2 separate regions of the Mus musculus genome follow, and region 2 is linked to region 1. Evidence: chromatin loops called from intact Hi-C (ENCODE). Cell type or tissue: heart. All regions are shown on one strand. Each heading gives the region's core, and the rest is flanking DNA. Links, peaks and the distances in the headings are about the cores only.

The links. A loop is a pair of places that touch in the nucleus more often than their neighbours do. Peaks named below come from ENCODE experiments on the same cell type or tissue, not always from the same donor. Only the 100,000 strongest peaks of a DNase experiment are listed, where the experiment ranks them.
Region 2: a loop joins it to region 1, with 7 times the contacts of the local background. A loop is called at or near these places in 26 of 42 quality-filtered maps.

The regions. Positions count from the first base shown.
Region 1 is chr2:110,199,992-110,212,004 of GRCm38, forward strand. It overlaps the pseudogene Gm13937. Among named protein-coding and RNA genes, the nearest start is that of Gm22997, 12 kb to the right of the region's middle. In heart, for the core only: no CTCF peak of the experiment used is centred there; no DNase peak of the experiment used is centred there; H3K4me3 peaks cover 261 bases; H3K27ac peaks cover 2,063 bases.
Region 2 is chr2:110,057,565-110,069,577 of GRCm38, forward strand. It overlaps a transcript of Ccdc34 not described here. Among named protein-coding and RNA genes, the nearest start is that of Gm30258, 7.5 kb to the right of the region's middle. In heart, for the core only: a CTCF peak has its summit at 5,712 (motif pointing right); no DNase peak of the experiment used is centred there.

The sequences.
Region 1 (12,013 bases), core at 1,435-9,434:
AAACAACAAAACAAAAACAAATTTTAAAAATCTCACAAGTATGAATGCTTAAAAACAATTCGTCCTTTCTTAAGTTCACAGTAAGTTCCTTTCTTAAGAAACACAATAAGATACACATGAGACCCCATGAACCTGTTGTCAGAACAAAATTTTCCTGGTAATAGACATCTCTTCCACACTGTTACCAACACAAAACCAATCCCAGGTTTATGCTTGGTCCTGGGGCTGGAGAGATGGCTAAGCAGTCAGTGTGCCTTCTCTTACAGATGAGCTGAATTCAGTTTCTAGAACAAAGTCGGAAAGCTCACACGGGACCCCACACTGTCTTCTGGTTTCTTTGGACACACATACACTTGTAGTATATACTCACATAGTCACGAAGGCATAGCCATAAAAAATTCTGAATTTGCATATCAGCTGCCTCTAAAAACCAAAAACTAGGTTTACCCAGAATTCTTTTGTTGTAGATAATTTTTACTGATTGTTCTTATACTGTCTTATATATTGACCTGGAGTCTTTTAATCTCTTTTCTTAAATGTAAATAACAATAAAAATTGGGGTAATCTAATCCTTATATACAAGAATTTCTAATAGGCACAATTTCCACTGTCATAACTCATTCATTTAAAATGGGCCAGTCTTCACAGTCTACTTTTGTTAATAATCCATTTCTTGATCTTGCAGCATTAGTTAAATGGAGACTATAAAAACATAGCCGGGTGATTCTTGTTCCTTGGCTTCTGCTTAAGATAGTTGAAACTCTCAACTGTCACAACTTAAACATGCTGACAAATTCTCCTCGTGAGCCATCTCTCCTGTATTTTTTATCTCTCATACTGTTAAAAAAATGTCTGTTTCCCCCTATGTGCAGCTGGAAACTCCCCACTGCTTTTCCGTCTTGCTGTTTGTGAACAGTCTATGATATCTCCTTTGAGGATAAGCTGGCAAGGAACATCAGCTCATCCAATGCCCCTGGCTCTGCCCCAGTACTACGATCACACGGGGCTGAGTTCAGAATTGATGACCCTGCCCCAGATGATATTGTGGATGGAGGACTTAAATGGCCCAAGGTGACCCTTCATTTTAAATTCGGTGAAATATGGGAGATTCCAACCATTCACCCTCCACCCCAAACCATCCTTCTTAATGGAAGTGTCAGGGGCTTTCTGTTTGAAAATGCAGTCTGTGTGGATGGACCAACAGAGCATGCTCTGAGGGAGATGATGTTTACCATGGAGCAAAATGGAGGCTGCTGGAAAGTACCTGATGATTTAATGTCCAGGGGCCCAAAATCTAGATTAAAATCAAACTTAAAATAATACCTTTCTGTCCACAAAGAAGAACTTAGAGAATGGTCAAAGCATGACCACTGTGGAGGGGTGGGGTCTTGTCAACCAAGGCCCAACCTCAACTGCCAGAGCTGGAGAGGACAAGGATGTGACCGAGAAAAGGAGATTTATGTAAGTATTTAAGGAACCGAATTGGTAACGTCAAAGTGAAAAGTAGGCAAATACAAAGAAGGAAACTTACTTCAGAAACTTCCTTTCTTAGTTGCAATATCAACATAAGGATCTACAATTACAAAATATGTTCCAGAGGTTCACTTGTGTGAGGACACTCAAGGACTAGATAATTTAAATAACTTGTCTGTGACAAGGAAGTGCACATACAAACACACACATAAACATATATGGAGACTGTCTACACTAACTAGGACAATATACTGTGTACACAAGTGAAGGGGAATCTCCGTTTTCCACAGTTGGAGGAAGAGGCAGTTAATAGATACATAAGTAAATAGCACTTTTCATTTAAAAGGGCAATAACAATGACCCCCAAAATTTGCTATAATGAATGTTATGAAAACAGGATAGAGTCAATCTTAGTATTCTTTTCATTTTCACCAGTTACCTTGAACATTAATGGCTTGTTCTTAGCCAGCGCACAGTGCCAAGGCTCCGCCAGGCTTCCTGTTCCTAACGAACGTTACTAACTTTTTTGTTGTTGTTGTTAATTTTTACCTCCAGGGAATCAGCACTAGAAACTGTCTGAAGGAAGTAGAAACTCATACATTTTGTTTTGCTTGTTACTAAGAGTGTTCCAGTGTGTCTCTCCATCTGGAGTATTTCAGAGCACATACACAGTGGGCTATGAAGAGCATGCAGGCATGGGGCTGGGGTGGTGGCAGGACCAGAACATAGTTTGCTCATAGTCCCATAAAAGATCAGGGATCGTTTGACAAGGAAAAAGAAAGCTATTAAGGAGTTTAAGACCACAGAGTGACAGGATTGAATGTGGGGTTTTAAGATCACCCACGCTGGCTGCTTCATGTAATTAACACATTAGAAGGACCAGTGACAGGAGTGCAGCCTCTGATTGGGTCTCAGACTTTTTCCAGTTCACAGACATTGGACAGTAATACACATGGCTGGGAAGAGTTAAGAGCTAGAATAGCTTTACTTAAAGTACAAGGTAATTGGGTTTCTTTGCATCTCTGAAGTCAGTCTGGACAGGGAGGGCAATATATGTCAATAAATATACATAGCAAAGATGATCCTTCTCATAGAAGATGAGGTCTGTAAGAAACCATAGATGGTGTGAACATCCTTGCTAGTGCGGACTGGACTCCATTGCTGTTAGTAAACATCAGGACACTGCACCAACAACATAAACGTTCATTTGTACAATGCTTTTTCCAGTGGATGATCAGCACTGTACCAAATGCTAGAGACAAAGATTAGAATAGGGGAGGCAGAAGCCAGAATTCCCGACAGTGAGCTCTTAGAGTAAAAATTAATGACAAAGTGATCAGAAAAACAATTTCAGTGGTGATAAGAAGTGAGAAGGCAATAAAAGAGTGTTTGTCAAAAGGGCCTTCCTAGGGGTGTGGGTCTGTGGGCTGTTCCTGGTAATCAGGCACGTTTCTGGGAAGGTGACTTTTGTACTGAGATAAGAAGGAAACAATTGCACACAGGGGGAGGGAATGAACCTGCCTCACCAGGCTGCTACCCCAAAATGCAACAAGCTTGGAAAAGGACAGGGATGCTCTTGTGATCGAAGGGGCAGAGGAGAGTAGATGCATAGAAAAGCAGACAAGAGGAGAGCCATGACCGACTTGGCAGACAATTTCCTACGGTTCTTGGATTTTGTTCTAAGAGCAGCTTGAAAGCCTTTGAAGACTGAATGAAGGAGAGTTGAGCATGCCGAGGAGAACAGGGACGATAATAAGCTACAAAGCACAGAAGTTGACAGAGCAGTGGTCCCACTGCAAGAGGGAAACCGGGGTGGCTTAGGTGAGGAAGGCGCTCCCATAGAGTCTTAGAAGAAGGTAACATTTCAACGTGGAGTTGAAGCCGAGGTTTCAGGGGCCATCATTGCAATTCATGGCAGCAGAACCTGCGCTGTGCCTCACTGTTTCTCTAACAGGGATGGAGGAAAGTGTCCTGGGCAGGCTCATAAAGTCACTTCGTTTGGGGGGAAAAAAAACAAAAAAACAAAACAAAACAAAACAAAACACCTTTACTTGCTAACTACTGAGAGATGAGAGAACCACACCTATAAAGAAGGGGAGCCTAGGACACAAGGCTGGGTTTCTCTCCTCCCTTGTCATAAACAGTTCAACTCTAGCTTCAACTTGTACATTACCTTAGCTGAGGAACACTCTGTGTCATAGGCCCCAGGCAGCTTACATGGTAGGTCACTTGTCAACTGCCTCCTGAAGTGGCAGGGAGGTGTCACTTTCCATCATGCAATTGCCTTAACATTTTTTTTTTCTAGCAGAAACTGGGATTTTTAGAAACCTTTGAAACACAATTTTTAGTGAAGAATCACATTACAACCTGCATGATTCAATTTTTTATATAATTTTATATTTTCACGTTTCTTATGGTACCTCCAAATCAGTGGAAATGCAATGTCTGAAGATATGAAGATATAAGAATGCTTCAAAGAAAAACCAAAGAAATGAGGAGGGTGGGGGTCTTTTCACAGCTGGAGGAATTAGGACAGGAAACACAATTTGTCTATGTAAATCCTACTGCTATCCTTTATTTTATATATATATATATATATATATATATATATATATATATATATATATATATATTTTAAAAACGTGTGATGATTTCCCAAGAAGAAATAGAAAAGGAAAAGAAACCATGAAATACTTTTAAAAGAAGAATTTTTTCAAGGCATTCCAGTTGTCCTAGATTGTTCTGTGTTCCAATTGTCTGATGTGGGAGTCGTTGTGGCCTTCAGAACAGGAAACATATGGTTCTATGTTTCACAGGGCATTGACCTGCCGCAAGGTTATAGTGCTCTGAAAATTCTCCCCCTCCCCCTCTTCCCTATGCTAAGTGACCTTGACCAGGTTATTTCCCTTGGGTGGGATTTAGTTTTGCTAATGCAAAAGGAAAAAGAAATGATGCCTGAACCATATTCTGTGCTCACAGCAGACATGAGCAATCAATCATCCATGTACTCTCTATAAATTAGAAGATCTAAGCGTTTTGAACATAGACTTTGGCAATGGATTAAAGACAATGAGAGCCTACGTAAGTCTATCCCTAATGCTTAGTCTTTAAAGTCCCTTCAAATTTGTGCACCCTTTCTGACCTTTCCTGTCCATTTTACATTCAAAGCTACTTTAACTATTTTGTGGAAGCTCTCTAAAAGAATGTTTCAGTTGTACTGACCCACAAATTGTCATGCTTCAAAGTCAATGGACACTAGATTGTCAGTAAAAATGGGCTGAAAGACACTGTTTCTTTTACCTTTATGCAACCATATCTCAGATCTAGAATCCAGCAGCCCCAACTGTTCCGTACTAACTCCATTCAGCATGCTATACCCGTATATGCTAGGACTGGGCCTTATTTATTGCTTGAAGCTTGTGGAAAAACTAAGACAACCCAGAAAAGCCTTTTGTAGGAGTGAAGAAGAGGGAGGTGGGGCAGAGATGCAAGACAATGCTGCCCCAAGGTCTGAGCAAGGACAATGTTAGAAGAGGGGATTAAAGGCCGCAGAAACGGCACAAGTTGTTTCTGAAGGCTGCAGCTTCTCAGCGATTAACTTCGCCAAATGAACTAAGGGACTTTACTTATTCTGAGATTCCTAGTCTTTTTTTTTAAGGAGCAAGAACGCAGTAACACCAGTGAGGTATTTTGACAGGCGAGTACCACGCGCCCTCTAGTGGCGGCACACAAGTAACCAGGGCGATCCCTGAATTTATGCTTTTTCTTTTGCTTTGTTTGGTAGTCCGGGATTCCAGATACATCATTTTTCAAATGTTGAAACGCCACCCAGGAGTTTTATGTAGTGTTAATAGTTTATAAGGATCCCCAAACTGTAAAATAACTTGTCGAATTTTTTAAAAATTGTAACTACAAAGATGAGAGTTCATTGGGCTGATGCTGTGAGCTTTACCTTTACTTTCTCACTCTATTCCTTTCTGTAGCTTGTCTTTCTTATAAGAATATATTTTGGATATCTGGGTTATCAATAGACAACCTCTTGTAACTTGGTCTTTCACTCCTCATAATGCCACTCACAACTGGCTTTTAATATGCTGTTGCTTGTTTCTCAGTTGTGAAGGAATACCACACAGTAAAGTTCTGCAACTCAGTAGAAAGACGGTGATCTTACTTCTAAGGATTGAGTCAGTTATTCTCGGAACAGGTCTATGCAATGCTGCAGGTGTCTGTGCTCCTCTGCAGAGAACTGGAAACTGCATGTACTCACCAGGAGTTCAACCTGGCACCCCGTTAAATTGTCCTTTGGTGTTGGCTCTACTTCATAAGACATTGATTCCTATACACTTGGAGGCTGACCTTTTCTTTCTCATTTTAAGTAACTGTTTCTATAGGATGATGTTCCTTTAACTAACTTGGAAACTCAGAGTTGGCATGGGACTTTTAAGTACTTGCTCTAATATACCTAACACACAGTGGAACAAAATTAAATATATGTATTTAAAACTATCTTTTTATTATTGTTAGGTATTTTCTTCATTTACATTTCTAATGCTATCCCAAAAGTCCCCCATACCCCCCCCCCACTCCCCTACCCACCCACTCCCACCTCTTGGCCCTGACATTCCCCTGTACTGAGGCAGATAAAGTTTGCAAGACCAATGGGCCTCTCTTTCCAGTGATGGCCGACTAGGCCATCTTCTGCTACATATGCAGCTAGAGACACGAGCTCCAGGGGGTACTGGATAGTTCATATTGTTGTTCCACCTATAGGGTTGCAGACCCCTTTAGCTCCTTGGGTACTTTCTCTCCATTGAGGGCCCTGTGATTCATCCAATAGCTGACTGTGAGCATCCACTTCTGTGTTTGCTAGGCCCCGCATAGCCTCACAAGACACAGCTATATCAGGGTCCTTTCAGCAAAATCTTTCTAGTGTATGCAGTGGTGTCAGCGTTTGGAGGCTGATTATGGGATAATCCATCCCAAAAACATCTTTTTAAACAAAGAGTTCAGTATGGGTGCTCACGAAATGTGCCGCACCACTTCAGGCCGTTGAGAGAAACTATGGTAGCACACAGATTATTCAAATGCTCTACCTCTGGATTGTAGTGGTCCCCCTCTCCTCTCTTTCTCTGAGGTAGGATCTTGCTATGTAGACAAGGCTAGCCTACAGCTTACAGTGATATCTGTGTCTTTCTGCTTCTCAACCGGGATTATAGGTGTGAGCTACCATACCTGGCATTTTGGAATTTTGTTTTTTTTTTGGGGGGGGGTTCTTGGAGGCAGGGTCTCATGAGACCTACAGTCGCTTGGAGCTCACTATGTAGCTGAGGACGGCACTGGCCTCCAGATTCTCTGCTTTTGCCTCCGAAGTACTCAGATTACAGGCGTAGGATTCACACCGTTCCCCACCTTTAACTTATTTTGTAGATACATATGTGCATGTGTGTGCAGCATATTTATGTGTACATGGGTACATGTGTGTGCACTAGTTTATAGAAAACAGAGGACAACTTCAGGAGTTGTTTCTTAGGCGGGGTGGGAGGACATTTCTTAGGTGCTATCCTTTTGAGACAAGGTCTCTCAATGGCCTGCTACTTACAAAGTTGGAAGGACTGGTTGGCCTGCAAGTCCTAGGATGCAGCCTGTCTCTGCTTCCTTAGCACTAAGGTTGCAACTATGTATCACCATGCTTAGCTGTAACTAGGAATCACCATGCTTAGCTGCAACTATGTATCACCGTGCTTAGCTGTAATTATGTATCACCATGCTTAGCTGTAACTATGTATTACATGCTTAGCTGTCCCTCCTCCCCGTTTCATGGTTTCTGGAGGTCAAACTCCAGGTTCTCATGTGTGCTCAAAACGAATAGTTTAATAGTAAGTGGTCTGCCTCTCACCCTCCCATTTAATGTTGAGATAGGGTTTCAAAAGTTATTCAGCCTGGTCTTGAATTTCCTCTGTAACCTAGATAGAATTTCACTAAGTTGTCCAGCTTGGCCTTGAACTTTTCTGTAACCTGTGGAGGCCTTGAATTTATGAATCTTCTGCTTCTGCCTCCTGAACATCTGGGAGTACAAGCCTATACCACCAGACTCAGGTGTGTGTGTGTGTGTGTGTGTGTGTGTGTGTGTGTGTGTGTCCTCCTATGAATGGAAATAGCAAAACCTTGAAAACTTTGTGCCTTCATGGCCAACAGGCCGGAGTACTGAGAGAGCCAGGCCCTTCTTCCCTATCACTCTGTAGATGAGGAAAGTCAGGGTTAGAGGGGAAGCAACGGCCAGTTACACAGCTTGTTGATGATTTTTTTTTCTTTTTCTAGAGTGCAAAACTCTAAGGGCCAAACCCATTTCCTACTTTCCATTTTGAGTCTTTCCAAGATCAGAATCGGCTATGAGGTAGGACTTGTTAGAACACAGGACAACCTCTGCTCTTTTTGGCATTTCCATGGGATCAGGTCTCTGCTTCTGCACCCTTTGATCATGTTTATTTGGCATTTTACAAATCAAGAAATACATAGGATTTTAGAGGATGTGGTTATGATTTTAGTTCGCCTTCTCAGAGACACTCTATGTGAGACGTGACTTGCTGGAAATTTGGGACCGATGTGTTCAAATCCTTGGATACTGGCAACCAGAGGAGCTTTAAACTTGATTAAGTTCTACGGAGTTAGCAAAGACAATGGTTATCAAAGGCTATGGTTATCCTTGTGAATGGTGAATGTCTTATAGTCCACCAGTCAACCTTCCCTACATTTCTAGGTTGTAGCTTGTATTGCCTCTAGTCAAGACAGTGCCTTAATGTTGTGATCTTGAAAGCATAACTTGTAGCCATTCTGTGTCTTAGAGGCTTGTTCAGGCTGAGCAACATACCCAGAATTTATTCCTTAATAAAGAATGATAGGATACTATAAACCTGGCTGCCCTGCTTGTATAGGCAAGTGAAGAAATGCTGGGTACATTGGTGTCTTCTTAAGTGAATTATGCAGAGTGCTCTTGGTTAGGGAGCCAATAGCAACATGACAGTCTCTTTAGTGGTATGAGAAGCAGGACCAATTTTCCTGGAATCTCTATTCTTAAAGCCAACTTCATCATAAGAGTCTTGGAGATGAATGGGAAGAAAATTGTAGCTATACTGAGACTGTAACTGCCAATCACTGAGCCAGTTTGTCTATGATGAGCCGATGATGAGATAATGACGGATCCCTTTTTACCCAGTTATTTTTTTTTCACTGTTCAAGGTTAGTTTGGTGTTATCATTGGCATGACACTTGAGTGGTTGGTTCTATCATTCATATGCAGATCTTACATTTCACATAATATTGCAATGCACACTACAGACACATATAATACATAAAATATCCTGTAGAACATTTATGCACAAGATATGCATAATGGATGTACACACTGGAGCCAGGTTATGACTAACTGGGAACTCATTGGCCTAGGCACGTTTGGTGAGGGTGTGCAGGGCAGCAATGCAGCAGGCTCACAGGGTAATTGAAGCCTGCACAGTTGGCAGTGTGTCTTGGAGATAGTGGGACTGTCACACTAACCAGACACTAGACAAGCACCACTTGACAGCAGGGCAGAGCTGTGGGAACTGAGATGTTTCCCCACACCGCCTCAACACCATCGTACTAACCACAGCTCAGACGAGAAGGGTGTGGTCTCCCTAGAAACCCTGCTGCAGCCTGGGCACTGGGAAGACTTTAGAACTGCAGCTCCTTCTGGATTCCCCAGAGGGCGTCTTCACTCTTCTTCAGGCGGGCTTCTTCCTCGGGAGTCAGTGTCACCTTCACAACGTCCGAGATTCTATTTTGTCCCAGGATACAATGGGACACTGAGGAAGACATCATCATTGATTCCATAGAGACCCTTAATCATGGTGGAAATGGGATGTACCCGCCTAAGGTTCTTCATTATGCTCTCGGCCAAGTCTGCCACAGAGAGGCCAATGGTCCAGGATGTGTAACCTTTCAGCTTAATCACCTCATACACACTGTCAACGACCTGCTTATGAACATCCTTCCACTGTTCCTTATCTGCATCAATGCCCAATTCTGGGTTCAGAGACTTTAGAGAGATGCCGGCAATGTTCACACCACTCCACACAGGCACACTAGAGTCGCCATGTTCTCCCAGGACCCAGCCGTGACAGCTCAGCAGGTGAACCCTCAGCCTTTCTCCCATCAAGTAACAGAACCGAGCTGAATCCAGACTGCAACCACTTCCAATAAGTCAGCTTTTGGGAAAGCCACCGATTTTCCGAGCCACAAAGGTCAAGATATCCACTGGATTTGAGACAACCAGTAGCTTGCAGTGTGGACTGTACTTCACATTGTTCGGAATGATGAACTTGAAGATGTTCACGTTTCTCTGTACCAGATTAAGTCAGCTCTCTCCCTCTTGCTGATGGCCCCCGCTGTGATGACCAGCTTGGAGTTTTCAACTACACAATAGTCTTTGCTGGAGATAATTTTTGGTATTTTAAGGAAGAGGCTGCCATGCTGGAGATCCATCATCTCTCCCTTTGGTTTCCATGACGTCAACAAGGGCAAGCTCATCTGCCAAGTCCTTCGTTAAGATACTGATGGCACAAGCCATGCCAACAGTACCAACCCTCAACAACTGTAATCTTGTTCTGGAGGACCTGTTCTTCCTTAAGAAGATTCACAATCAGCTGGTCCTTGAGGGTTGCCACCATCTTGGACTTTGAATCTTTTGAGACCGCTAGTGCACGATGGGGGGGGGGGGGGGTGACGGGCGAGCAGAAGCAGCGTGGCTCAGCGACAGTGGCTCCAGCACCTTTCCCCAGTTATTATTTGATAGGATTTATCATCCAAACTGGGCCGTGCCACTCTTATTCCTGGTACAGAGTCAGTAGAAAAACTACTTCAGTACATGACCCAGCACATTGCTTGCTTTATATCCAGAGTCTACAAAAACCACTCCCGTCTATCCTTTAACCAAGGGCTTACTTGTCGTATTTCACAGATAAAGAAACTGAGTTATAAAAAGCAGGTGGCAGGGTCAAAGCTTGAGTGCAGTCTTCAGTCTCTATCCAGCTTTTTCCTCTCAACCCAGCCCAGGCCATCTGGGAGAGGCAGGAACTCTAATGAAATCTGACTGCTGGCCTTGGGTGTTGGACTCCTTCAGTATGTCTGGAAACAAGGAGGAAACTTACTGACTGGAGCTTCCTACATCAATACTGAATTGACACAGAGAGCTAACTGATAGTGTGTTCCAGTAGCAGAAAGAGGAAATGCATGAGGCAGCTCGATTGTAATTAAGAATGAGTGGAAAACAGGAAAACAAATGGTCTCACAGGCAGGCCAAATATGGTGTTGCTTGGATGAGTTCCTTCCTGCTCTTGGCAAAGTAGTTACCATTCATGCCTCAGAAGGCGCTCAAGATGTCCAGCGCTCCTGGAGGCTCTAACAGTGGGTTCATTGAACAGTTCAACAGTCTGTGGACTGTAGTACGCAAAGCACTGGATAGAGGGGGGCTAGGAGGAGCAGAAGCAGAAATGAATGTAGTAGGCTCCCTGCTTTTGATTTGCTTCTGGCCTCATGGGAAAGACTGTTCTGGTAAACAACTTCTTGGAACATGAGGCAGAATGAAGTAAGCGCCATAACTGAGGGAAAAAGTAAGATCCCCGAGAGCCAGCGGCCAGAGAATGCTTTCCAACAGGGATAATGGAAGCTTCAGGTGGGGAAGAGATTTATTGCAGGCCTCGAAGGACAGTGGAATTTATCTGGAAGAGAACAGGGGGAAAATTCTGGGCTCAAGGCCTAGAGATCACAGGCTTATTTCATATGTTCTAGTTTATTAGGGGACCATGGTAGGGTGAGCAAGCTGTGATCAGCTGGAGCCAAGAGAGGGCCAGGCACAAAGAAGAACAATGGAGAGGTGGCTTTCATGGGCTTATGTTCAGGAACTAGGGAGGAGTTGGCTCTATTCTACTACTCAATTCTCCTTACTGAATCCTTAATGGGAATAGAATTGAATAGAAGCAAATTGGGAAATTAATTAGATCTCTGAGTACCTAGTAAACCTCAGCAGAGGTCTAGGATGAATGCTGACAAGATCAAAGACTAACTTGATTTTAAAATTATACAACAGTGCTCGACTCTTAATCTCTCTGACAAGCTCAGTTCTGTACATAGGCAAAGAATAGCTTGCTCAGGCATGCATATGGAAATATGATATGGATATTCCTCCTGGATTACATTCCTAGCTGTGTGGAGACGTTAAAGGTACAGAAACACAGGTACCTTTAACGAAGTGATCTGATACCAAAGAAAATGTGACATGAACAGTGGTCCAGAAATTTGAGTAATCACAAAGGGTGTTGTGGAAGGGATGGTAGAGGTTTTCATAGCATCAAGAGGGGTTGGAAGCTTCCTGCCTCTATAGACAACAGCGCACAGGAATCCAGAAGCAGATCCAAGAGACACAGCTTATAACAAAGTCTGTAGCTAATAAGGTTAGCAGGGTATATGAGGCAGAAAATGGTAACTGGTAACAGGGCCAAAAAGTTAG
Region 2 (12,013 bases), core at 1,357-9,356, 140 kb before region 1:
ATATCAGAATAATGAAACCATCAAACAAAAGAACCCCCATAGGGTGTTTGCAGATTGCAAGTAATTGATGCAGGTTTGTCATATTCTAGATGATATAAGAGATGGCAATTAATCAAGGGCTTCTCACTAGGAAAATTGTGTCTTCTGTTTATTACATGTTTAGACATTTTGTGGGGTCAGTGAGATAGCTCAAATAATAAAGGTACTTACCACCATGCCTGATAACCAGTGTTTGATGCGTAAGTAGAAGAACCAACTCCCACAAGTTATCATCTGACTTATTCAGGCATGCATATGCACGTATATGTGTATACACACACACACAGACACACACACACACAGACACACACATACCAAGAATACAATAAAATAATTTTAAAGCAATGCTTTAGAGATAGCAATGTAGCTAAATTAGTAGAGTGTTTGCTAGCCACGTGTCAAGTTCTGAGTTTGCTCCTCATTTCTCCACAAACCAAACAGGTAGAGGTGAGGGCAAGTTCAAGGTAGAGAGGGGATCGGAAATGCTTTTCCTGGTTGAGTTAAACAGTTTGAGCTTACTATTTTGTTTTAGCTGCCAATTCCAAGAACACCAGATAGATCCAAGATCAAATGCAAATACCAACTCACATTCCAGAATTGAATAAACTATTTTCGGATTATGTAGGCCACTAGTTACCTCCACTAACGTTTTCAATCAAACACTGATGTGGGCTAAGTAGGCCCTTTGAATACTGTCTGAGTCTTTAGTTCCCTGCAAAAGTAAAGAGTTCTGCTAGTTCTGACAAGACTATTTTTACGGAGTCCCTGTTAAAGTCCTCTGAATTTCAGAAAAGCATTTGAAATTCTCAGCTGAAGAAAGAGAAGACGGAGCAACTGCTGAAGCAATCAAACACAAAACTGTTGCCTATTATCTCTGGCCCCACTTTATGCTTTTCTCTTACATGCAGCTTTATGATTTTTGGTCAGGCCAGTCGTTAGATAACATTTGCATGGTGACCATGAGGGCTGTTTTGGCTTGGAGTTGGTCAAATTGAACTGCTTTGAAGCTATTAATCTGCTGAATTAGCTGACTGCTTTCATGGTATTCCAGAACAAACAGATCTCCCTTTAAAAATCCCCGCTTTTGTTATTTCAGGTGGTTGGAGTCTGTTGTTCTTACATAAAGACGTTAAGGGTTTTCCAAGAGAGGTTCAAAGAGAGATTTAGAAATAAAATGTTAAACAGATTAAAAAGACCTGTAGTCTAAGGATCCTGTCACTCTGAAAGATGAGGTTAAAACTGGTCATTCCTTTACTGGGCAACCAAACTTTGGTTTTTCTTCTATGGAAAGTCTGAAGGTAGTGCTAAGTTCAGAATGGAACATCAATAGGACAAACCTGGAAATGGTGTTTATTAAGTGCCCACGCTAATAGATCCAGGAGGTGGGCACTGATATTCTTCCAGGATCACGGATGAGAAAGCAGGTTATTACATCCAAGGTAAGAATGAAAATGTATCAGACTGAAGAGGCAATGTAAACTTAAAGAGCTTCAAAAGCAGGCAGAAACGGGTCAGGTTCTAACTGATCCATCATTTGCTCAGCATCAGCATGTTTTTTGGGAGTTCCAAGCCAAATATCCTCTTGTCTATAAACTAGAACCACTGTTTCTACATCAAAGGGTGGCTAACTTAAATAGCTGTAAGTAATGGTATAGCAGACGCTGTCTATTATGTACCTCTTATTTAAAGCTCTCGTGCATTTTCTATCGCATGGGTATTTTCTATTAGTATTTTTACCAACAGGAAAAAAAATAGCACAGAGAAGCTACCTTACTAGTTAATAGCAGAACTGGGTTTCCATATACCCAGCATAGCGCCCATCCTCCAAAGGCATTTAATAATAGAAACTTGTCAGCAGCCAGAGAAGGGGAATTGCTTGTACGACGGCAGAGTCATGGTCATTCTTTCATACTTTTCTTTCTTATAACATATGTATTGATGAAAATATCCTTTGGAGAAGGATAAAGGTATAGAAAACAGCACACGCATGGGTGAGCTCAATCTATGCATAGATAAAATCAGGGGAGATAAAGTGTCTTTTAGCAAATCTTCTTTGAACTTCGAGGTAGGGACACCCTGAAACAGCCACCACTGTTTTCCATCGATGAAGCAAGACAAATGAGCACACCTCAGTAAAACATGGTAAGTTACAGATAATCATATCCACTCACTCTGTGTACTTAGGTGTTGTCACAGAAACTGAGCCAGTAAGTCCTAAATTCTATGCAGAGGCTGTTTTTCTTGGGCAGATTTTGGTGTCTGTCTTTTTTGGCCCATGAATGGTTGACACATGAGTTTACATCTAAAATATGGTCATTCTCCAGGGCCTGTGTTTTCTTTTCCTATCTTTTAGTTTGGCCTTTCCTATAATTTCAATAATACACACACATACATGTGAGAAAGGGGAGGGAGAGGGATGAAAATGCAGACGTAAGATTTTTGAAAATTTATGATTCTACAAAACAAAACAAAGCACAGGAGTCATTGCTGCTCCCATAAGTAACTGCCTTCAAACTCCTGATCCTCCTGCCTCCAACATATTCCTGTAGGTGATCCCAGGAAAGCTCATTGGATCACCAAGTTGGATATTGGTAGTATCCATACTTTAATCCGTCAAAGGCTCCCTGTCTGGTGTGAGTAGATGTGTGTGTTGTGTTTCCCAAGGAAACATGAGGCAGGGGATCACATATCCCAGACTAGCCTTGAATTCATTTTGTATAAGATGACCTCATGTTTATTATTTTCTGCATTTGTTGTGTGACAAACGTTTCCTTGGGAAACACAGCACACACATCTGCTCATAGCAGAGAGGAAGCTTTTGGCAGATTAAAGTATGGATCTACCAATATCCAACTTGGTAAACCAATGTGTTTTGTTGGGATTACCTACAAGAATATGGGGAAGGTCACTTATGGGAGCAGAAATGACTCAACGACAGCTACATTACCAAAGTCCACCCCAGCATGGGGTGACAGCTCACAAAGCTGGGAACCTGGAGCCCACAGCACAACCTGCAGGCAGCTCAACAGGTTGGAGAGTGTCCTTTCCAGGTATCCCAAGTGGAAGAAATCTCTCCCAGGTAGCGCTGCTGCTTTCTGCTTCTTCCAGGCAGCTTGTTCAGTGTTTGAGCCTTCTCTGTAGCGTGGCTTATCTGAGAATCCTTTTGGCAATGTTTACTGCTTACTCTGGCACTGGGGTAGCAGGTGTTGGGGGTGGGGAGGTGGGGTGTGGTAGTGAATCTGGTCAGTTTTAGGGATTTCCTGAAGTTATTTTGAGTAGTTTACCTTCTTGTTTAAAAAGCTTCACTACAGGATAGCATATTTCCATCTCGGAGGAAACTTTTACTTTACACAGCAGCATCCATCTCTTAAGGCATGGAATTACAGGTATACACCACTGTGCCTAGCTTATTATTTAATTTGATAGATTGTTTGCATATTGTCCATGTATAACACATTTTTAAGGCATGGGAGGGGCAGATTTTAAATGGTTGAGATAAACATAACCAAGAGGCAATTCCATTGGTGGAGCAGGATCTTTGAGGCTATGGAATGTTAATATATAGTTATTTCTGAGATCTCTCCTGGGACGAGAATAGGAAGGGGAAAGGACAGGAGTAAGTGAAGGTATGTTTTCAGCTGGTTGTATGAGGTGGCTTAAAGAAGAAAGCTGGTATTATTGCTTATATTGCTTAGGCATGTTTGCCCTCCAAATCAGACTGTAGGAATGAGTCATAGAATAGAGAAGAAAACTTAAAAAAGTTTAGCATGTGTATGTTGGGATGGGGTAAGCATGCATATGCCCTTATATGCCACAGCATTCGTGTGGAAGTCAGAGGATGACTTTGGGGAGTCATCTTCTGCCTTCTTTGTTTCTGCTGCTGTACTGTCTACTGCAATCTGACCCTTGATCGTATGGGCAATTCTGTTCTCACCTCCCATCTTGCTGAAGGAGTGCTGGGATTACAGATGCATGCCACCCCATACAGCTTTTTCTGTGAGTTCTGGGGATGGAATTCAGGTCCTTGGGATTGTATGATTAGTACCTTTATCTGCTGAGCCATCTCGCTGGTCTGAGAACAGACCTTTTTATAAGCATGGTCACGTATCTATATCAATGGGTCTCTACCTGTGGCTAACAACCATTGACCTTTCCTCAGGAGTCGTCTAAGACCATTGAAATTTTGAGGCAGCACTGAGTTGCCATCACTGAATAAAGCCATTCTGTATTCATGACGTCACCATTTCAGTTAGACTGAACCAGATATTTACATCACAATAAATATCAGCAGCAAAATTTCAGGTATGAAGTAGCACTGAACATAGTTTTATAGTTGGGGGGGGGTCACCAAAACATGAGGAATTATAGGGTCATGGCATTAGGAAAGTTGTGTGTGGAAGGTTCTAAGGGAATGCCATAGGTAAGGAAGGACCACTGGTTGACTAGAGGAAAGGATATAAAAGGCTCCCAGAGAAGTTGACCCAATAAAGACCATTTATACATTCAATCATTAAATATTTGTTGGATGTGCACTCCGGCCAGCTTGGGCTGTTAGGAACATGAATGAATGGGCTGTTTATGGAGAAGACTTGGGAAGAACACACAGCAAGTTGGAGGCTAGTTTAGGACACATGGTAAAAGTCCATCCCCCCCCCCACCCGACCCCCGACACACAATAAAACTAAACTTGAGTTAAGTCATGGGAGAGGGGCAGATATTTAGGTGAATTAGTGATCCGTGACTGTTCATTCTGGCTTTTCTACAGCCGTTGAAAATACCAGGTTGAAAAGCCCTAGGAATTTCGAAGCAGCACTGAGTTGCCATCACTGAATAAAGCCATTCTGTATTCATGATGTCACCATTTCAGTTAGACTGAACCAGCCAGTTAGACTGCGGTATGTTTTTATATTTGAGGGGGGAAATGCTTCCAAATTGCTACTTTTCTTGAATATCTCAGTCTGTTGCTAATCTTAGACACGCCTGTGGGAACACTAGGATTCCATGGGGACAGCATTCACTCACTTTCCCTTAAACCTTAGCAAATAGATACTAATTTCTTTAATCATTTTAAGTGGTCTGAGTATGAGCTGAAGAGACAACTAAATAAGTCTGGGAAACATCATAATTAAGGGGAAGAGTAAAGAACTTCAAATTTCATCTTCCTTAACTTCTCGGTATCACAAGATTGCATTCGGATGCTGAGGGGAATCTTAACTTGGAGTCCTTGGAATCCTGCAGGATCCAGAAATCCTTGAAACTGCATAGAATCCTTTGGAAGTAGACGTGCTTAATTCTTGTCCTGAAAGTCAAGAATCATGTCTGTAACTCTCTTGAAAGTGCTTCTATCAGTGGAACGGATAGCAGAGTCTATGTGAATATCCATGGGTGACTTTACATGCTTGTTGTGGAAAATGCAGGACCGCAATATGAGGGACTTCAGAAGATCTGGCTGCTTCTAGCCCTGGTTTCTTACCTCCAGCCAAGTAACTGTGCAGGGCCAGACTACCTCTCAGCCTCAGTTTACTGTATTGACTACAAGTTCATAAGCCTTGTACTAAATGAGCTGACATTTGTGGAAATGCTACAGATTCTATAGTATAGACACAAGCTGTTATTTAAAGCAGGGTAATTTAGAATGTGTTTACTATCCAGATCTGTTGTTGGCACATAGTCATGGTCACTAGAGGGAGCTTTAGGACTCAGGGGAGAGAGAAGCCAATGGCATCTACTCTTGAAAGCTTGAGGCCTCTATGAAGAATCACTTCTTCAAAAATAATACAGTTATGAGTACACATTCTTAACCAGGAAGCCATCTCTCCAGTCCCACACTGATGCTTTTTTTTAAGTAGGAAAACAAAACAAAACAAAACACCTTTGTTACTAACGGTCTTCCTTCCAACTTTTAAAGGTGAATTTGAATTTAGTTCATAGAAAATCAATTTAAATATTTTTACTACGTTTTAAAATTCAGTGTATGTGTCTATGCACCATGGAACCTGTGTGCACTGAGGACAATTTGTTGGAGTTGGTTCTCTTCTCACAGCATGTGAAGTCCAGGGTTCGAATTCAGGTGGCTAGACTTGGCAACAAGCTCCTTTACCCACTGAGCCATCTCATCAGCCCTGAGAATCAATTTTGAAATATGGGAGGCATAGAATAGAGCAATGGAACTTACCAGAAAGTCAAAAGCAGCAAAAAAACATTTTTTTGTTAGTAAAATTATTCCTTGTGACACGTGAAATTTTATACCCAGCAAGAAGAGAAAGTATGTTGTTAGCTTTGACTTTTCTGTTGGTGCCCCCATAGCCCTCAAAAGTGTCATGGTAGGGTTGATATGAGAGGAATCTTGGTAACTTAAAAGGGGATTACTGTTACATAACAGGGTATGTAACAAGACAGGGTATGTAACCAGGACAGTCTGATAGAAAAGGCATAATACAGTGAAAGACATTGGACTTGGTGTTAGGCAATCAGAATACTGGGGATATTCATCCCCTTTTCAGGTTCCATTTCTTTCTCTCTTTGATTCAGACAGACACACATCTACTCCGTATGTACATATGTATATATGCAAACAAACACACAAACACACACAAAAAAACACAAACACACACACACACACACACACACACACACACACATGGTCCACTGAGCTCTCTTTGTGCAGGGTGGAACACCAGTGACCAGATTCATGTACCACACCAAGAAGAACGATGCTTAGAAGGAGCTCAAAACTCTTACAATTTACGACGTTTTTACCCACATTTATTTGGAGAAGGTGGACTTGTGTATCAGTTTCACACTTTTATGGAAAAATACCTGACAAAAATAACTCAAGGAAGAAAGGGTTTGTTTATCTTGGCTCACAGTTCAGAGGTGCCAGTCATCATGGAGAGGAAGTTACGGCAGCAGGAAAGTGTGGCCACTGCTCACATTGTGTTTGCACTCAGGAAGCAGAGAGGGAGTGCTGGGACTTAGCTTGCTCCTCTCTTTTGATTTTCATTATTTATTAATTATTATTTTGTGAGAATGTGGGCATATGTGTGTACTATATGTAGGAGTTTGTGTTTTCCATGAATGTATTCATACAAGTGTGAGTGTGTATGTGAAGGCCATCAATTGACATGGCTGTCTCCCACAATCACTTGGCATCCTATGGCTTTGAGACTGAACACAGGGTTGGCCTATTGGCTAATCTGGCTGGACAGAGAGCCTCAGAGATCTCCTGGCTTTGATTCTGCAGCACGGGGATTACAGATGTGTGCTAAGGCTCCGGGCACTAACATGAGCACTGAGGATCTGACTCCAGCCTTCTCCCCAGCCTGTCTGTTTCGTTTTCATCTGCCTTGAATCTTGGCTGACAGGATGGTGTTTCTGTATTTAAGGTGGATTTTCCACCCTAGCTTACTCAATCTAGAAAATTCCCACAGACATGCCCAGAACTTTGTCTACTCATAGATTCTAGACACTACCAAATTGAAAAATCAGTATTTACAATCTCAACCCTTGATCTCTCTTCTTTACAGGTCTCTTGATTCTATCCTGCAATAAAACAAATATGGCAGAAAATAGTAAATACATGGTTTCATATACCGGGTGCTATGCAAAGAAATGTTTTTTATTGTTTAAATTTTGATTTAAATTTTTTTTTATATTTTGATCACATTGTTTCTTCTCCCTCAACTCTTCCGAGGTTCTCCCAACATCATGTTACCCAGCCAACATCATGGTATTCTCTCTCTTCTCTCTGTCTCTCTCTCTCTCTCTCTCTCTCTCTCTCTCTCACACACACACACACACACACACACACACACACACACACACAATCCTGCAGATTAGGGTCACAGCAAGTTGAAGGTTGTGTTTTTCTTATTTCAGATCAACTATGCTAATAATAGTACATTTCCTAGAAAAAAAATATAAGCAGTTTGCTTAATGCTTCTGTTAATGATTGCACGGAGTCATTTTTCTCACACCACAGTCTTTGTAAAGCTATCAAGCAGAGAAAGTCCAAAAAGAAGCAATAGGGCACCATTGCCAACATTGGGGCTTAACATATTTTCACAGACGAGGGAATCCCTGGGGTCTTTCTTTAAAATGTAGGCAGTAGTTCTGGGAGTGGAGCTAGAGATGGAGCTGAGACCCCCATGTTGCTAAGGTTCTCTCAGATGTCAAGGTGGTGGGTCTGGAACAGGCTCTGTAGGCTCCATGTGGTTTAATTTCTATTTCCTATTTTAGTTTGACATATAATGTTGGTAAGATAAGGACTACCTTTTCTAATCTGGTCTTCTGAGACTTAGAAAATTAAGAATAAATATGTCATGATTTCAGAGCCCATGGAAAATCATAAGGTCATAATTTCAAACTTCTAAATTAATAATTGGAAAACCATGTTTTTGAAGTCCAATTTTTAGAAATGAGACTGGCAAAAGCAGACTTGTAGAGCATACACACTGCAAATAGGATTAAGAAGAGCCTCCTTTTTCTCCTACAGAAACTGTAAAACATGTTTGAGGTTTTTATTGTTGGTGAGCACGCTTGAGTATAGCTTCTTGTTTTTAAAATTAGTTTTTATTATATTTTTTATTTACATTTCAAATTTTATTCTCTTTCCTCATTTCCCCTCTGACCCCCCCATCCCATCCTCCCTCCCCCTGTTCACTAACCCATCCACTCCCACTTCCCTGTCCTAGCATTCCCCTACACTGGGACATCAAGCCTTCACAAGACCAATGACCTCTCCTTTCATTGATGTCCCACAAGGCCATCCTCTGTTACGTATGTGGCTGGAGCCTTGAGTCCCTACTTGTGTATTCTTTGATTGGTGGTTTAGTCCCTGGGAGCTCTGTGGGTACTGGTTGGTTCATATTGTTGTTCCTCCTATGGGGCTGCAAACCCCTTCAGCTTCTTGGGTCCTTTCTCTAGCTCCTCCATTGGGGACTCTGTGAGCATCCACTTCCATAATTGTCAGGCACTGGCAAAGCCTCTCAGGAGACAGCTTTATCAGGCTCCTGTCAGCAAGCACTTGTTGGCATCCGCAATAGTGTCTGGGTTTGGTAACTGTATATGGGATGGATCCCCAGGTGGGGTAGTCATTGGATGGCCTTTCCTTCAGTTTCTGCTCTAAACTTTGTCTCTGTAATTCCTCCCATGGTTATTTTGATCCCCCTTCTAAGAAGAACTGAAGTATCCACACTGTGGTCTTCCTTCTTCTTGAGCTTCATGTGGTTTGTGAATTTTACTTGGGTATTCCAAACATCTGGGCTAATATCCACTTATCAGTGAATGCATACCATGTGTGTTCTTTTGTGATTGGGTTACCTCACTCAGGAAGATGTTTTCTAATTCCATCCATTTGCCAAAGAACTTCATGAATTCATCGTTTTTGATAGCTAAGTAGTACTCCATTGTGTAAACGCACGACATTTTCTGTATCCATTCCTCTGTTAAGGAGTATATCTTTCAAGCAGCAACATTCTGGAGATTGGATGAGAGAGATTCTGTATGCCAATGTTTCCTTCTTTCCCTATTTTTCTCCTCTCTCCTCTTCCTTTCTCTCCTCTCCCCTCTCTTCCTCCCTCCCTCCCTCCTTCCTCTCCTTTCCGTTCCTGCATCCCTCCCTCTGTTTCTCTCCTCTCTTCTGCTCCTTCCTTTTCTCTTTCTAGGCAATCATCCAACCACTAACCTACCCCTATTTTGATTCTAAGTAAAATATTTTTTCCCTTTCCCCTTATCACTAGGAACCCAGTCCCATTATTACTTGTGAAAAGAATGAGTCATTTTCCAGGGATGGAGGAATTTCACATTTTTCTTGCTATTCCATCGTGATTTTACATGGATTACCAACTGCTTTTAGACCACTAACTTGGTTCTTCTTATGTAACTAAGATAAATTAATTATTTACACAATTTCTGTTTTCTTAGTTAAACTAGGTGTATTAGAGGTCATGACTTCTGTTCTATAGGCTTGAAGATTATAAATTAGCATTAAACTCATCAAATCCTATTTCCTCTCTCCTACTAGCATTTCAACAAACTGTCTTTTCTTGAAATGCACTTGGTGTGGGGAATTTTGTATTTGAATTTTATGTGTTCTGCCTAAACAAGATTTGAACAAGTACACCAACATATATGCTAACATAAACGGGGGAATCTCAGGGACCTCCTTCATAGACAGGGAACTATAGGCCACTAAGATATGCTGAGAACGGGAGAAATAGTCTTCCCCTACCACGTGGTCGTCGCTGAAATCATATGCAGACAAGTCACACTGACAGACTGAGCAGTTTGTATTTATATAATCAGGGTGGCAAAGCTTTTCCTCGCTAGGTCAGTTTTAGTCTCTAGAGAATTCTACATTCTTGAACAGATTTCAGATGCGTAATGCACACCATCAGGGAAATGATGTATGAGGCTAAGGTATGAGGTTCTATGTGTTTCTAGTAATCCTCATACAGGAAAGTACCATTAAACTCTGGGTTTGAGTAGTAAATCTGGGGCCAGGTCTAGAGTGCACAATCTGCCATTGCTTATACTGGATAAAGTCAGTCCCGATCAACAAGATTATTCCTGCACACTTCCTGCCTTCTCTCTCTTTCTTTTTTCATAGCATAGATTGAAGGATTGAATCTAGGTGACTTTTGTGTGCTACACAAGTGTTCCACAGAGCTATATCTCAGCATCCCTTATTTATGGTTTTGATTTAACTTTTCAGTTTTTGTGACAGTATTTCACTAAGTTGCCCAAGCTGATATTGAAATTCTGTAACCCAGGCAGGCCTTGAGCTTGCATACCTTCTCTGTAGTGACAATCTCTGCCTTGCACGATGTATTGCCTTTCCCTGGTCCTCTTCCATGGTCATTACTTATCTTTTTCTTCTGTCTGATTCTCTTGGCAGCTGAATTTATCCAGTGTGACCTCAGCTGCTAATAGGCTTTTTTTTTTTTTTTTTAATGAATTCTTCATACGGCACAAGATCCACAGTGCTTATCTGCCAGCCTCAACATCAATATTTTTAAATTATGCCAAGCACATATCTCCAGATGGCCGTTAAGTAATGGTTTATAGTTTGGAGGAGTGGGTGTCATCATGAGGTCATGGACTGGAAACCCGTTTGATCTGTGGGTCCCATAGAACATCTTCTTATCACGCCCACCTCTCCCTCATTGCATAGACTAGTACCGTGTTCTATAAACACTAATAACAAGAGCTTTTATTACTTGTAATTAGTACATCTCCTTGCTGTGCTCTAGGTACCAGATTCTAACCAAAGCCTTGGCAGCCTTCTTTTTTTCTAACCAATCAACAGGCAAGAAGCCCAAGATCAGGAAGTCTCCTCAGACAAGCTATGGAGTGTCTGCTCTGAATATAACCTCCACTTATCTAAGGGAAAAAGTCCAAGGAACTTGCTCATCTTTTCCTCTCATCTCTCCTCTGTTCCATTTTTCTGTGCTGAGAACAGCTTCCCCCTGGCTTCTGCATGCATCAGACTAGCAAGTATCTGTTATTTAATTATAAAGATTTATTATGGAACCAGAGGAAGAATAGTAACAAATCCCATCTGGGTTAATTAAAAAGAACTGTGTTTCTGAATACTATGTTGTTTCTCTCTTTCTGGAGGGGAACAGACCCAGAAACATTTTGATGCATGGAGCATGGCATGGTTTAATGGGAGCCAGGAACTAAAACAATTCTATGTTGTTTCTGAGGAAGCATGCTGGTCTGTTGCCTTTAGTGAATGAGAAATGAAGTTTCTCTACAGTATTAGCCACTGGCAGGTGGGTCTATACTATGCCTAGATTCTGCCCTACTGCTCCCCCCCCCCCCCAAAATGAACATTCCCGTGTATAAAGGACAAACATTCCCTTTTGGAGAAAAAAGAATAAAAGGCACCAGAAAGCTTCAATCATGATAAACACATCAATTTGCAAAAGTTTAGTTTCCCAGAGTGGCCACACACAGAGGAAAGAACATC